3 separate regions of the Mus musculus genome follow, and regions 1 and 2 are each linked to region 3. Evidence: chromatin loops called from intact Hi-C (ENCODE). Cell type or tissue: heart. All regions are shown on one strand.

The links. A loop is a pair of places that touch in the nucleus more often than their neighbours do. Peaks named below come from ENCODE experiments on the same cell type or tissue, not always from the same donor. Only the 100,000 strongest peaks of a DNase experiment are listed, where the experiment ranks them.
Region 1: a loop joins it to region 3, with 4 times the contacts of the local background. A loop is called at or near these places in 2 of 42 quality-filtered maps.
Region 2: a loop joins it to region 3, with 12 times the contacts of the local background. A loop is called at or near these places in 5 of 42 quality-filtered maps.

The regions. Positions count from the first base shown.
Region 1 is chr8:102,092,363-102,097,362 of GRCm38, forward strand. No RefSeq gene overlaps it. Among named protein-coding and RNA genes, the nearest start is that of Gm39233, 220 kb to the right of the region's middle. In heart, no CTCF peak of the experiment used is centred here; no DNase peak of the experiment used is centred here.
Region 2 is chr8:101,626,506-101,631,505 of GRCm38, forward strand. No RefSeq gene overlaps it. Among named protein-coding and RNA genes, the nearest start is that of Gm32423, 38 kb to the left of the region's middle. In heart, a CTCF peak has its summit at 2,506 (motif pointing right); no DNase peak of the experiment used is centred here.
Region 3 is chr8:102,779,113-102,784,112 of GRCm38, forward strand. All of the region lies in intron 1 of Cdh11 (cadherin 11), which reads right to left. Among named protein-coding and RNA genes, the nearest start is that of Cdh11, 3.5 kb to the right of the region's middle. In heart, CTCF peaks have their summits at 2,010 (motif pointing left) and 2,209; a DNase peak (open chromatin) is centred at 4,939; H3K4me3 peaks cover 2,877 bases; H3K27ac peaks cover 2,025 bases; H3K27me3 peaks cover 252 bases.

The DNA of each region.
Region 1 (5,000 bases), 690 kb before region 3:
ATTTTCAGTTTAATTCTATACCCTATTTTTTTATTGCATTGTTTGTTTGCTTGTTTTGGTTATTAACTTCTTGAGTTCTTTATATATTTGGATATTAGTCATCTATCAGATGTGGGGTTAGTGAAGTTTTTTTTTCCATTTTTTATTAGTTATTTACTTTATTTACATTTCAAATGAGATGCTGAAAGTCCCCTATACCCTCCCCCAACCCTGCTCCCCTACCCACCCACTCCCACTTCTTGGCCTGGTGCTTCCCCTGTACTGGGGCATATAAAGTTTTCAAGACCAAGGGGCCTCTCTTCCCAATGATGGCTGACTAGGCCATCTTCTGCTACATATGCAGCTAGAAACATGAGCTCTGGGGGTAATGGTTAGTTCATAGTGTTGTTCTACCTATAGGATTGCAGACTACTTCAGCTCCTTGGGTACTTTCTCTAGCTCCTCCATTGGGGGCCCTGTGTTCCATTCAATATCTGACTGTGAGCATCCACTTCTGTGTTTTCCAGGCACAGGCATGGCCTCACAAGAGACAGCTATATCACGGTCCTTTTAGCAAAATCTTGCTGGCATATGCAATAGTATCTGCGTTTGGTGATTGATTATGGGATGGACCCCCAGGTGGGGCAGGCTCTGGATGATCTATCCTTTTGTCTCAGCTCCAAACTTGTGTAACTCCTTCCATGGGTGTTTTGTTCCCAGTTCTAAGAAGGGGCAAAGTATCCACACTTTGGTCTTCGTTCATCTTGAGTTTTATGTGTTTTACAAATTGTATCTTGGGTATTTTAAGTTTCTGGGCTAATATCCACTTATCAATGAGTGCATAACATGTGACTTCTTTTGTGATTGGCTTACCTCACTCAGGATGATACCCTCCAGCTCTATCCATTTACCTAGGAATTTCAATAAATTTATTGTTTTTAATAGCCGAGTAGTACTCCATTGTGTAAATATACCACATTTTCTGTATCCATTCTTCTGTTGAGGGATACCTGGGTTCTCTCCAACTTCTGCCTATTTTAAATAAGGCTGCTATGAACTTAGTGGTGCATGTATTCTTATTACCAGTTGGAACATCTTCTAGATATATGCCTAGGAGAGGTATTGCTGGGTCCTCTGGTAGTACTATGTCCAATTTTCTGAGGAATCTCCAGACTGATTTCCAGAGTGGTTGTACAAGCTTGCAATCCTCAGCAGTGTAGCTCTTTCTCAACATCCTCACCAGCATCTGCTGTCACATGAATTTTTGGTCTTAGCCATTCTGACTGGTGTTAGGTGGAATCTCAGGAAAAAGTCCACCAACAGATTGAGAAAGGATCTTTACCAATCCTAAATCAGATAGGGGACTAATATGCAATATATATATATATATATAAAGAACTCAAGAATATGGGCTCCAGAAAACCTAATACCCCATTAAAGATGAGGCACAGAACTAAACAAAGAATTCTCAACTGAGGAATATCGAATGGCTGAGAAGCACCTGTAAAAAATGTTCAACATCCTTAATCATCAGAGATTTTTTTTTCCCAATCTGAAGGTTGTTGAATTGTCTTATTGACTATGCCCTTTACCTTACAGAAGCTTTCCAGTTTCATGAGGTCCCATTTATCAATTCTTGATCAAAGAGCATGAGCCATTGAAGTCCTATTTAGGGAATTTCCCCTTGTGCCAATGAGTTCAAGGCTCTTTCTGACTTTCTCTTCTATTAGATTCAGTGTATCTGCTTTTATGTTGAGGTTCTTGATCCACTTGCACTTGGGCTTTGTACAAGGCAACTAATATAAGTCTATTTTCATTCTTCTATATTCAGACAGCCAGTTAGATCAGCACCATTTATTGAAGATTCTTTCTTTTCTCCATTGTATATTTTTGGTGTCTTTGTCAAAAATCAAGTGACAGTAAGTGTGTGGGTTTATTTCTGGGTCTTCAATTCTATTCCATTGATAAACATATCTGTCTCTGTACCAATTCCACTCTCTTTAAGCTTTGCTGACTCATCTAGTTCCTGAGAAAGAGGTGGGAAAGGCAGGAATATGTCAGATTCTTTCATCTCACTCTCACCTCCTTTGTAAGTCTAAAGAAAGTCAAGATCAAACTTCTAAGTCATAAATATGCAGTTGGTGCTGCTGAGAAAAGTCATGGCAACTTGAGTATTGTGAGCCCCTGTATCCAAAACAAAACAAGAAAGAGGAAAATGTTTATTTAAATTGGTTTATAATAATCAGTGTGCACAGAAAATAATTGATGTAAAGGAGGTATTGAGAGACAGGGAAGTAAATCCTTCATGTGTTTGAATGACCAGTGAGTTTTTTGTTTTGTTTTGTTTTGTTTTGTTTTAGTATTTTAATTATGTCAGTGAACAGCTGACTGGGTCATTACATAATCATACATGAATAAAATTATTTTTAATTTTTAAAGTTATTATTATTATTATTATTATTATTATTATTATTATCTTTCTGTGTTTGTGTGTGTGTGTTCCACAGCACATTGCTGAAGCTCTGAGAACAAATTTGATGAGTTAATTTTCTCCTTCTATGTTTATCTGTTTGATCTCTACACATTCTACAAATCGAATTCTGGTAGTGAAGCCCATACAGAATATGTGCTTATCCACTGGGCTATCTTATTAGTTCCAGGGTAATATCTTATGAAACAATGATATTTAAAAACATCCTATATATTCTAGAAGGTGGTAAGAGCTAGAGAATGTCTATATTATTAAAGCTGAGTTAAACTTTTACAATGTTGACCATTAATTTTAATCTTAGCTATAGTACCTAACATAAACACACACCTATATGCACCAAACAGATGTTCTTGCAGGTGATAATTGCATTATTTCCAATTGCTTTAATCAAATGAAAAACAAATGTTCACACAGACTATCTGGATATTTAAATAGGCTACATTTATTTTACAGCAATGAAAATATTATTGAAATGAATATTACTGAAGAGTTTCATGAAGCAGATTATCACTGATGTCAAATGTTAAAGAAAATTGGCCATTTGATAACATTTATGCAAAATATGAGTTCAGGTTTACAATGTGTGCTATACCAGTTTACCAGTGTACTGGTTGTCACTGAGGAGAACAACAGGAAAAATCAGGATGGAGGTCACTTCTGAGATGGAAAATATCCTGATTCATGATTCTTGAATAAACTGTAGACACTTAAGTATACATTACAATGATTCATTAAGTTGTCTGATTATAAACTGAATAGTTTCACTATGTGATTTCAAGTCAAATAAATCTTTAATTAAAAGAGAAATAAATGTATGTTAAGGATAGTAGCAATAGTCCAAGAGAAGTCTAGTCATGGTCTGTTACAGAAAGCACAAAAGTAAATCAGATATGCTATGGCTGTTTGCTGGATGTCTTTGTGGAACACCTAACAGTGGGAATGGGTGGGTCTTTGCTTCTTTTACTTGCTCTTGGTACCGTTTCTCTTATTGAGTTTCCTTACCCAACCTCAATATGAGGGATTTTGACTTGTAATATTATATCTTCTTTTGCTGTGCTTGCTCTTGTCTCTTGTATACCTGGTCTTTTCTGAAAGAAAAAGGAAGATTAGATCTGGTTGAGAGGGGAGGTCAGGGGAATCTGAAAGGAACAGAGAATGGAAAACTGTGATCAGAATATATTGTATGAAAGAAGAATCCTTTTTCAATTAAAATAAGTGATAAAGATAGATTGATAAATAGACAGACATACAGATACATACATACATACATACATACATATACCTACCTACATACATATATACACACATACATACATACATACATACAGATAGGTGATAGATAACACACAGACAGACAGAAAGACAGATAAAATTATACAATAGTAGAACTATAGTTTAGACCTGTAAGAAAATTTATTCTACCACTGGTTTCAGCAAACCCTTTAAAATATAACTATGACTTTTTCTATTCTCTTCACAATGCCAATGACTACAAATGATATTCGTTATCTGAGTTGATCAACATAAGTTAATCGACAAACCCAAATCATCAAACATATCTGATATGGCTAAAGGGTCTTTCTAGAAAGAAATGAGTAAAGCAGAAATAAGGGTATCGGTTGAGTCCTTCTTATTTCACCCAAAGAAGGACTGAGATTAGCCCAGTTTGTGTATCATTATCATTGTCCTTCTTTAGTCTCAGCAACAAAGCTGTGCTTCCTGACACAGGGTGGGAGACCAACAATAGACAATTAGAACTGATAATAACCCTTTTAGGTTTTCTGCAGAAAGCCAAGCTGCAGTAAAAATAGCCACGCATTATCCTAAGCCTGACTGATGGGAACAGTTGCATAAAGGTTTCTTGTTAAGCTCATCAAATATTACCCTTTGTGTGACTTTGGTTTAACCTGCCAGTCTGATTAAACTCCATTCACCAGCTGAGGAAGCATTGATATTTGAATGTCTGAGGCGGTTCTGAGTCTGCCGCCCCAGACATTGTGAATATTTTTGGAAAGAGAAGAAGAAAGCCTTGGCTTTGCCAGTTGGTTTATAAATGGTTATGAAGAACAGAGCTGGTGTAGCCACATAGACCGCAGTCAACCTCAACACATTTAGCTTCATTTGAGCAGCTTTCTGTTAGCTACAGTCCTCCTCGAGATATATTACGCTTCCCAAAATTTCCTAAACACTGTCTCTATGGAAACACCGAACGTTTTTTTTGTGTGTGTTACATTATAAACTTAACAACTTTCCCTTACATGATGAAACAAAGTGTTTTTTTTTTCAAACAGAGGAAATTGAAGTTTCTGTTACATAACAATTTTATAACCTGAAAAGACTCAAAGACATGGAATTTTGAGTGAAGTTGATGAGGCTTTAGATCTGTGTGTTTAACCTTGTCGTAGACACATTGGCACCAGACAAGACTAAGTTTTGGGGCTGTCTTTTTCTTCAATATAAAATAATGGGGGCAAGTTAAACTCTCTCTCATACAGAAGATGTATGTGTAAATGTCAGGTGATGCATTTCT
Region 2 (5,000 bases), 1.2 Mb before region 3:
AACAAGCATACACTGGTTCCTGCAAAGGAGTTGTTCTTGGTTGTTGCTAACAGAAATTGCACATAATGCAATGTTTCTGAGGTTTAATTAAAATCTGCCTTTGCAATAGTGTATGAAATGAACTTTATGCTCACATAAGAATGTGAAATAATAAGTAATCATCCAAGAAATTGAATTTTCCATGGTGAAATAAAAGTGGTCATTTAAGTTATAATATGGACTGTAGATCTAGATCTGACTCACAGAGAAACAGTTTATATCTTTTTTTGTTTGTTTGTCTCATTATTTCTCAATGAAACCCTCACACTACAGAAAACGTAGAAGATTTCATTTAAATTCACAAGGTTATTGGTGGAAAGGAAACAACTTTTATAAGTTTCCTAAATAATTTCTCTACCACATACCAATAACTATGTCAAGGGCATACTTTACTTTCACATGTTCAGAATATGTTCATACTTTAATTCTCCACAGCAGTCTTCCCCCGCAGCTTTTGAATAATTCTTGCAGAGGGTGATTTGCCAGTGTATTCCTGATGAGGATTTCATGCCCTCTTGTCTTGACAATATTAACAACATGAAAACAGGACTACCTAATTCTTCTTCTTTCCTTCAACACAGTGAAGGCAGTTTTATCACTAGGAAAAAGATGGCCCTCTAAAGAAAAATGGAGCACTTCCCTGGAATATGGTAAAATCAATCTTCGACTGAAAGAGAACAATATTTAGAACTGTAAAGTATCTGCAAAATCGATTGTTCTTGACTTGTAACTCTAATCATATAATTTGCTTCATTCGCAACTTCCAACATATTCTAATTGCCAAATAAATTATCATAGTTTATCATTCTGCTCTGTAAAAGACATCAACATTGTCTGGTCTGTCTTTTGAATCATTTCCTCAATTATTTCTCACCGAAAAATTATCTATACCCTGACTTGACTGAAAACTGAATGGCATTTAAATTTATTGCTCATAATGTGTGTATCTATATCTATATCTATATCTGTATCTGTATCTGTATCTGTGTATATATATGTGTGTGTGTATATATATATTTTGGAGTTTTTAAAATATCAATATATGGAGAGCAAAGCAAAATAGTTTATCCCCCTCTAAGACTAGCTTTGAAATGAAAAGGCAAGAAATTATTAGATAAACTATTATTTTATCATACGAATGGATTTTGTCAATGTAAGTAACAACTAGTACTCCCTTTGTAAAACTAAACGCTAAATTCACATGTTCATATGGAATATGAAACCTGATATAATAGAACTAAGAAGTGGAGTGTTTGGAGAAATATATTATGGAGGCTTCATGTTTATACATCAGCTAGTTGGTCTTTATAAAAGACGTTGAAAGGAAATGTCTTATCCCTCTTGCCATCAGCAAAACAAATCATCTCTTTTAAAAACCGGGAGTGAGTTAAATCTAGAAACTTCATCTTGGACTTCCTGACTCAAAAAGAGTTAAAATTAAATAGTTTTGCCTGCTAGCTCTTCTTTTCTCACCACACTAAACTTTGCACAATTGACTAACGCTCCTTTAAACAGCACCTGGTAGAAAGAATAACATATTTTTTGTAAAGGATTCTTAAAATTGTGGCATGGCTTTGGTACTTGGCAATGGAAGAAGTTGGGAACATTTGGAGATGAATGTGTGTAAAGTCCATCTCATTCTTAGTGATACAGAGGGGTGAACCTGATAAAAGCTTGGGAAAGAAGTACTATAGAGATAACCTCATTTTACAAAGGAGTTAACTATTTAAGGACTGTTGCTAGAACTATGGATGCAACGATCTTTTATCAAGAGTCCTCAGATGAAAATAAAGAATGGTATATAAACTTAGAGTGCCAATGTTATTGCATATAGGGAGACTGACCATAATATGAACATACAGCTGAATCAAAGAGTCCGTTGGATTTAACTGATCTCAGCGAGAGCAGTCTATTAGGAAAAATGATCTTTGGTCCATAGATAGCACATAGGGAGAAAGCTCTGGTGGATACCTTCTCCACATATTATTAACACTAACACAGAGATCTTAGGAAGGACTTGCCATTGTTCTGTGCCTAAACACTGAAGGCTTTGCTGTTTTTTCTAAGACTAAGGTCCTTGACATCACTATCCCCATTTCAACCACACACATTCACATACTACTTCATTCATTCAGGGCTTTCAACATTCCTGCACTCCTGAAAACAGAACTATTTCCGTAACCTTATTATTTTTTTAATGGTGTAGAACGTCCTAACACAAAGACTTCAATGTGAAAAATCCACAGGCATAAAAGCCTCACTGAGTGTTGCCAGATATGGGCCATTGGTTCCTGGGGACACATTCTCCCCCTCACCCCCATATACTCTCACACACATACAGATAATTAAAGAAATAGTTAAAACTTAAAAATAAAGATTACCATTGTTGGGATGATAAGGTTCCAAGTCCAAGGACGGAGTTAGTACCATGAGCTAGAAAGGAGCCACTTCCTGGTCTTCCAGCAGGTGGAGACATAGCAACAGGTTGCCACCTTTGAAGTAGAAAATGAGTCTTCACTGGAAATCTGTGGATTCCTTAGATTTGAACTTGTCTGATTTCAGGCCTGTAAGAAATAAACTATTGATTTTAGTGTCTCAGTATAAAGTGTTTGTTTTAGTAGTTCAGGTTAATGAAGAAGACATGAAGATACTCTACCCATGTTTATAGTTAGATGTAATTTCTTCATCTTCCTTAGCTTACCAAGAATACCACTTCTCGAAATATTTTAAATAACCAAATTTAAACCTGAGTTTCTCCTTTGGTTTCTAATTATCAGTATTATTGATGTCTTCAGTGCGTATTCTCCTTTTATCTGGATGCTTAATTTACAATTTACATGTTTCCTTATTCACTTAGTCGGGAAATTAAATTTGTCATTTTAATGTCATTTTCAAGCGTCTGTAACTGACGATATAAATTCTCCGCTATTCACCAATTCATCACCAGCTCACAACATTCTACATTAAATGTTTATTTTCAGTAAAACCAGTTTGAAACTTCTTATGATTTCTGATTGAAAAATTACTCGAGTATTTTGTTTGTTGGTTGGGTGATTGGTTTAGTTTGGTTTTATTTTCTAGGAATTTGTAGATTTTCATGATTCTTGAGTTGCATTAATCATTTGATTTTTTGTTAGGTTGTGAATATGTATAATATGAATGACTTACTACTTTCCTTTCAAATTTTTAAGGTGGTCATTTTTCCTTATGTATGTATATGTATGTGTTTGTGTGTGTGTGTGTGTGTGTGTGTGTGTGTGTGTGTGTGTGTGCAGAGACCAGAGGAAGATGTTGTATGCATTTCCATGTCACTCTGCATTATTCTCTTGAGAGAAGATATCTCACTGAACCTGGAGCTGGTGATCAGAAAACTCAACTTTCTGCTATTCATAGGACCAAAATTTCAGGTGTGTGTATACAGTTATTCCTGGCTTATGATGCTAGACTATGAGCTCGAGCCCTTATTTAATTGTGTAGGTAGTAGATATTTACCTGCTTGGCTATCTTTACACCCTATCAAGTAAGCTTATGTGACTAAATGTATTCTAGCACATGCTGTTGCTGAATGGATTGTTCCATAAATGTCAATTAGATTAAGTTGATTGATAGTTTGGTTAAAGTCAGCAATATAAATATGATTTTATGCCTCCTTTATCAATCTGTTACTTAAGGAGGGATGGTGAATCTTCAATTCCAGTAGTAAATATGTCTGTGTATCTTTGCAGTATTTAACTTTTGTGGTTTCATACCCTGTAGTTGGGCACACACACACTTTTTTCCATTGGAGAATTGAATTCTTTATGATATTTAAAGCTCACTTTTATCTTAACTTTTTTTTTTTACTATCCAATGCTAAATTTTCTTTACACTAACATGTAACTATAACATTACTTTGCTTGCCCTAGACATAGAATATGATTTTTATCAGCTACCTTAGCTTGCATGTCTCCATGTAACTAAAATATCCCACTTTTGGGGGACCAAACATGTTTATTGAGATACTTTTATTTTTCATCCACCCTCAGCCTCTGTTTAATTGGAAATGAACCTTGCTATATAATCCAAGCAGTACTGAACGTAACAATCTCCCTGCCTTGGCTTTTCAAATGCTGAATGGATAGGTGGATGCCACCATCCACACCGTTAACTGCTATGCTTTGTTATAATGTAAAGCTATTTATTTGACACAGATAAATAGTATAGTCTCCGTTTCTCTCTTATATTGACAGTATTAGTTCTTTTACTCTGTGTTCATTCTTTCTCCAATTAACCTGTTTCAAATGTTTCCTGCTTTTTCTTCCCTCCTAGTATATGAAATACATGTATTTGTTTATTTTCAAGAGAGCCAGTTTTCTAACACACACAGTTCTCCTTCCTCAGCTTCCCAAGCTCTTAAGGTACAGGTGTGTGATCGTGAGCAACGTAGTATACTTTAAGGTGTTTTCCTCCGAGTTTTCAGTTTGAGATTTTACTAATCTTATTCTATATTCACAAACTGAACACTGTCCTGCTGGCTTGCTCTGATGTGTTGTGGCTTTACTGTCATTCATTTTACTTGCATGGCCTAGAATCATCCAGTGCAGCTACTGCAAAGCAAAGCCAACCTTTAGCGTCAAGGTAAATTGATCATTTTTTAAAATTGGGGCCAGAGAGATAGCTCGGTTTTTAAGAGCACTGGCAGCTCTTCCACAGGACCCAGGTTCGATTGCAAACACCTGCATGGTGCAAACATCTGTGGCTTCATGCACAGAGGATCAGTTACCCACGCACTTTCAGCTGCTATGACCACAGCACAAGTGGTATACATATAGACATGCAGATAAAACAACCATAGACATAAAATAAAATAAAATGAAAAAAGTTAACATTTATTCCGTTTTCCATGTTTTTCAACTAAATACATAAACTGAAATACCTGATATATATATGCATGTATATATACAACAATGAAGACATTTTCT
Region 3 (5,000 bases):
TTTAATCATCAGAGCCAGTCACACCAAGCTTATTCTTATTTAGAAGTAAAATCTAACATGGAGAGCCATGGCCTCTCCTCAAATTCTCCATTCACTGGTGGAACCTGAGGAGAACTGGAAACAGATCTCTAGGTGTCTGAAATTAAGAGGAGGGAGGAGCCACCCGACCACTGAGCTTGTTCTCATAACTAGGTCACCATTATATGGAGGGTGACACTGGGCCTGAAGTCATTCCTTATAAAAGATCTGAACAGTGAGAGCGGAGTTTAATGTGTAAAAGTCACTCCAGTGGGATGGGCCAGATCAGGAGATAAAGGCTTCTCTCCCCATCTGCAACAACATAGAGAATCTGATAAGAAAGCGATGTTTATTCACAAACACTCTTCAAGGAGTACACAATTACAGAAGCCACACAGTAATGCCCTGTTCCCTGGCAGAAGAGTCGTTTATGGAAACTTCCAGACTCAGCCCCCAAAATGTTCTACCTGGGGACTTTGGAAGATCCAAGAAAAATAAGAGAGAGCACTTTAGAGAAAGTTGATAACCCTGCCCCATTTTTCTCTTATGCCCTCTCTGATTTCTTCCCCTTATCCATCAGAGTCCTTTCTCATTTAGCATCCTTAGGTACCAAATATTTTGCCTGACTTGAACTTCAATTAACTGTTAGGTTATGGAACAACAGTTTCTATAGGGAAGTATCCCAGATGTCTACAAATGCCCTCCCACTAAACCAAATGACAATGAAAATTGGTTTACAGTTCCAATGTGCACTATCCGAGAGCCATGAAAATGTAAAATTGCCATTTCTTTAGAAGTTAAATCAACTGTCAGGTGGTGAGTGAGCACCAGTTTACAAAACACTTCATCTTACTTTCCACTAAGTGACTTCATAGTCCCTCCCATAATCCATTTGCATTGATTCCATCTCCATCAAATGTCCACAAATTCCAACACAGCTCAGAGCTGCTAAGAATTCTACTGCTGAACTACCAGGGAAGCAACTCTATTCGGTAAATAAATAAATAAATAAATGCAGAACTATCCACTTAAAGCTGTACTTATTTTTAATAGATTTTTCCTCTTAATTATGACATAGCATTAGTTCTTCAGTTCTTCTGAACGGTAGCAATGACACCACCAAACAGTAGCAAATATAAGTTTCTACAGCCCCAAATATGCAATTTAATCATAAACTATCCTGTCCGTATCACTGAAGAAAGGAAGAAAGAAAGGGAGAAAGAAAGAAGAAAAGAAAGAAAGAAAGAAATAACCCTTAATGGTTAAACCCCAGTGATTGAGGACTAAATTTGAATTAAATTTTATTCTGTGATAAAGTTAGGTTTTATACAGCAATATCAGGGATGAGTTAAGAGTAATAGTAAAACATCTGCTGCTATATTAAAACTGCATACTCCAAAGTGTTTACCAAAAATTAAACTGCACTTATTTTACTTACTTATTTATTTATTTATTTATTTATTTTGCAGATTGCAAGTGTCTCGCAGATGTCTTTAAAACCTCTTGAAAGAAGAGGTAATGTTATTAAATACACATCAGGACTACTCCCCTCCCCCACTTCTAATTCATCCCGTTCTCCTTCCCAAATCAAAATGCTCTTCCTACCCAAACAAACAAAATCAGCATCACCTATTCATCCATCTCCATACATGTGCACATCTGGCACATAGCTGCCTCGGTGACAGCTAACCTTAGCTTATCATCGGCTCAACCCCAATCCTCAGGCTTTGTCTTAGACAATGTCAAGTCACAAAAATTCCCAACTTTCTAGCAAAGTCCAAAGAAGGACGAAAAGACTGCCGGTAACAAATCCTCCCACTCGGAAGACGGTCATGCACACAATCTACCGGAGCAGAGCCCGAGCTGCGGAGACAGGAATCTGGCCTCTTCGCAGAGGTGCAGACAAGACTAGTAACAAAACTGCTTTTCACGGTGCCCTCAAAAAGCAGAGGGGCTCCATGTCGAAAGTTGGAGAAGGTCACCATTGCCCTCTAGTGGCCAAAAGCGCAATCTTCCGCAAAGGAGTCCATTCCCATAGATGCACAAGTCTCTCAATGTCAGTGCAAATGTAAAGCAGAAAGATGTTTAGTTATCCTCCTTCACTCTGTTCTTTAGTCCTTCCAACATAGAGTGGAAACTCTAGATGACCATCACAGTCATTCTGATGGACTGGTGAATGCAGACGAGGAAATTAAAATGTTTCCAACTTTCTCCTGTTTTTCCTTTCTTCCTCCAACAAACCTGTGGATTTTGTTCCTTTTTTTCCATTAAAAATTAACTTATAATTTTAGTTAGGCTAGATATCTTTATATATTTCTGGAGCACTAACTCTGAAGTGGAAACATTGACGTCTTCAAACTATAAATAAAGAATGTGAGCTCTTGATACATTAGCCAACGTCTGATGAAGTAATGACCAATTTCATAAAGGAGAAATTCACTGCATGTATATTTTGATGCAGTAAAATCACTCACTAGTGAGCATATAAATTAAATGAATATTTCTAAGGGAATACTTAGAAATTCATAGCAATTCTCAGGGAATTGATTGTAAGAGAAAAAGTTCACTGCCTCCCCTCAACTCCATGAAGTGTATTTTGTAATTATTAGTCAGTAAATGGGCACACAATAATCAAAGTTTTAAAAAGTCAGTGTTGAAAATAGGCTCGAATAAACATAGCAGACTTTTGAGCTTTCAACATAAAAGCATTGGGGTTGAAGACTAAAATCAGATGTGTAGCCCTTGTTTAGGTGGTTCGGAAACATAGATTTACATATTGTAGATCAAAGTCTATGTAGATTGTCTGATTCCTAGGTTATTGGCACTTATAGGAAAGGTTTCCAGACACTCAGAGCTTGTGGGAGTGTAGGTTTTGTGACTGTAAATCAAACCATGAAGTCAATGTCGTGGTGATTCCCTTCCATATGAGGGTCTCCAAACCTGAATCCTGACAAAGCAGCCATGTAATTCTATTCAAAGTGAAAGAAAAACCATGAATTATGAAGACATGTGCATTAAAGGGGCATGAAATTGATCCACATTCCCCCAAATGATGACATAGCTCTCCAACTCTGCACCCTTCTCCCACAAATAAACATTCTGAAGCCACCACAGAAAATGTGGAAATATGAGTTCTGTGCCAGAGAGAGGAGAGAGAGAGAGAGAGAGAGAGAGAGAGAGAGAGAGAGAGAGAGAGAGAGAGAGAGAGCTGTAGCTTTTACTTTTATTTAAATTAACAAAAGATTGCATCTTAATTGAAAATAGAATTTAAGTTTCTAGTAATTTGCTGTGGTGCACTGATAAGCGTTCCGAACATAATGTAAATTCTGGAGTGTTATCAAGATGGCCCAGTGTTTCCACAAAAACTATTTTTAAAGGCTTTCTTTCTTTCTTTCCTTTTCTTTCTTTTTTCTTTTTGCTTTTGTTTTTTTCCTAGTATGCAATAAATCCACGTTAAACAAATTTCCAAGACTAGATCATCTCATTTCCATTATCCTAATTGTTTACACACACACACACACACACACACACACTCCAGAGATGAAGATTCTCTCTCATTCTCTCTCTCTCTCTCTCTCTCTCTCTCTCTCTCTCTCTCCATATGACATCCCAATCAGGACATATAGAACTAATAATTATAAGAGTGTCAGTAACCATTGCTTGCTACTAAAGATACAAGTATAGACTCCAAGGACTTCAATATGTTTGTTGGGGTGCAATGCCTTGTCTCAGAAGGCAAGATGCAAACCCCAGTTCCACCCAGCAAAGTTTCCTGGCCTTTAGATGCCTCTGTCTGGTCTCTTCTGAGTGCTGATCACATTCCTTTGTACTAGGCAGGATAGATGTTTTGCACAGAGGGTTCGAATACGAGGGCCTAACTGGCCAACCCTAAAACTTAAGAGTCAGAGATTGTTTAAGGAACTTAATGTGCCTGTGGCTTCAGGGTCCCTCTAGTACTGGCCACAGCTATGTCCCTTTGTTTTGTAACTTTTATTCCTTTGTTCTGATAGAAGACCAAGCTGCCTGCAGCTGGGGTTGAGCATCCCTTTCTAGGTTCTGGGGCTCTGTCTCCTTGCTTATGAGAGAAAACAATTCCAACATTATTGAAATGAAGGCCAGTCCCTTCTCTTTTTTCTCTGCTACCCTTAAAGGCGCTCGCACTCAGTTCAGCCTCGTTAATATGCTGATGAGAGGGATCCTCGGTCCTGAGAACACATCTGTAGACCGGTCCCCAGAAATTCCAGACACCCCGCAAACCCCTGGACGTCTGCTACGAGCCCTAGAGATAAGGAAATTGATCTATCCTCTCGCCAGATTAATTATCACTGCTTTCTGTGATTAAACCCAAAACTTACTGCTTCCTAGTCCACAGATAAGACCGATCAGGAGAAAATAGGAAAGGATTCGGGAGCCATCGTTAAAGATTTCTTGAAGAAAAAAAAAAAATGAAGGGGAGACTTTTAGACAAATCTCTACCCTCCTGCAGTGCCAGGCTTTCATTAACAAACCCACTCCCAGCCCTCAGGGACGACCCTCCGTCATGCAGAAACGGCACCGTTAAATAATTAGAAGATGCAATTTCTTCATAGCAGTGCGATAGCCCGTGAAATTCCTGCTGCATTATTAACAAAAAGCAACAGGGCTTCTTCGAACATCTAGCGAACCTTTCACCCGCTGAAGGCAGGAGTGCGGAGCCCGGGTGAAATCCGGGCCTTGGCAAGAGAGAGAATAGGAAGCCTCCTGGGTCCCACTTTCTCCGGGGACCAGGAGCGAAAAGACCCTGCCAAGGCTAGGCTGGGTTGCGAGGGGAATTGGATGCTCCCGCAGCCTCCAGCTTCCCGCTGCTCCTTGCTCTCAGCACATCCCGGCTGGGAGGCCAAGCACAGGGAGGGAGGCCGATTGTGAGGAAACAGTGGAGGCTTGGAGCGCTCCGAGAGGAGGCGCAGGCTTTCCGGGAAGGTTTGATTCTCAAAGTTAACATT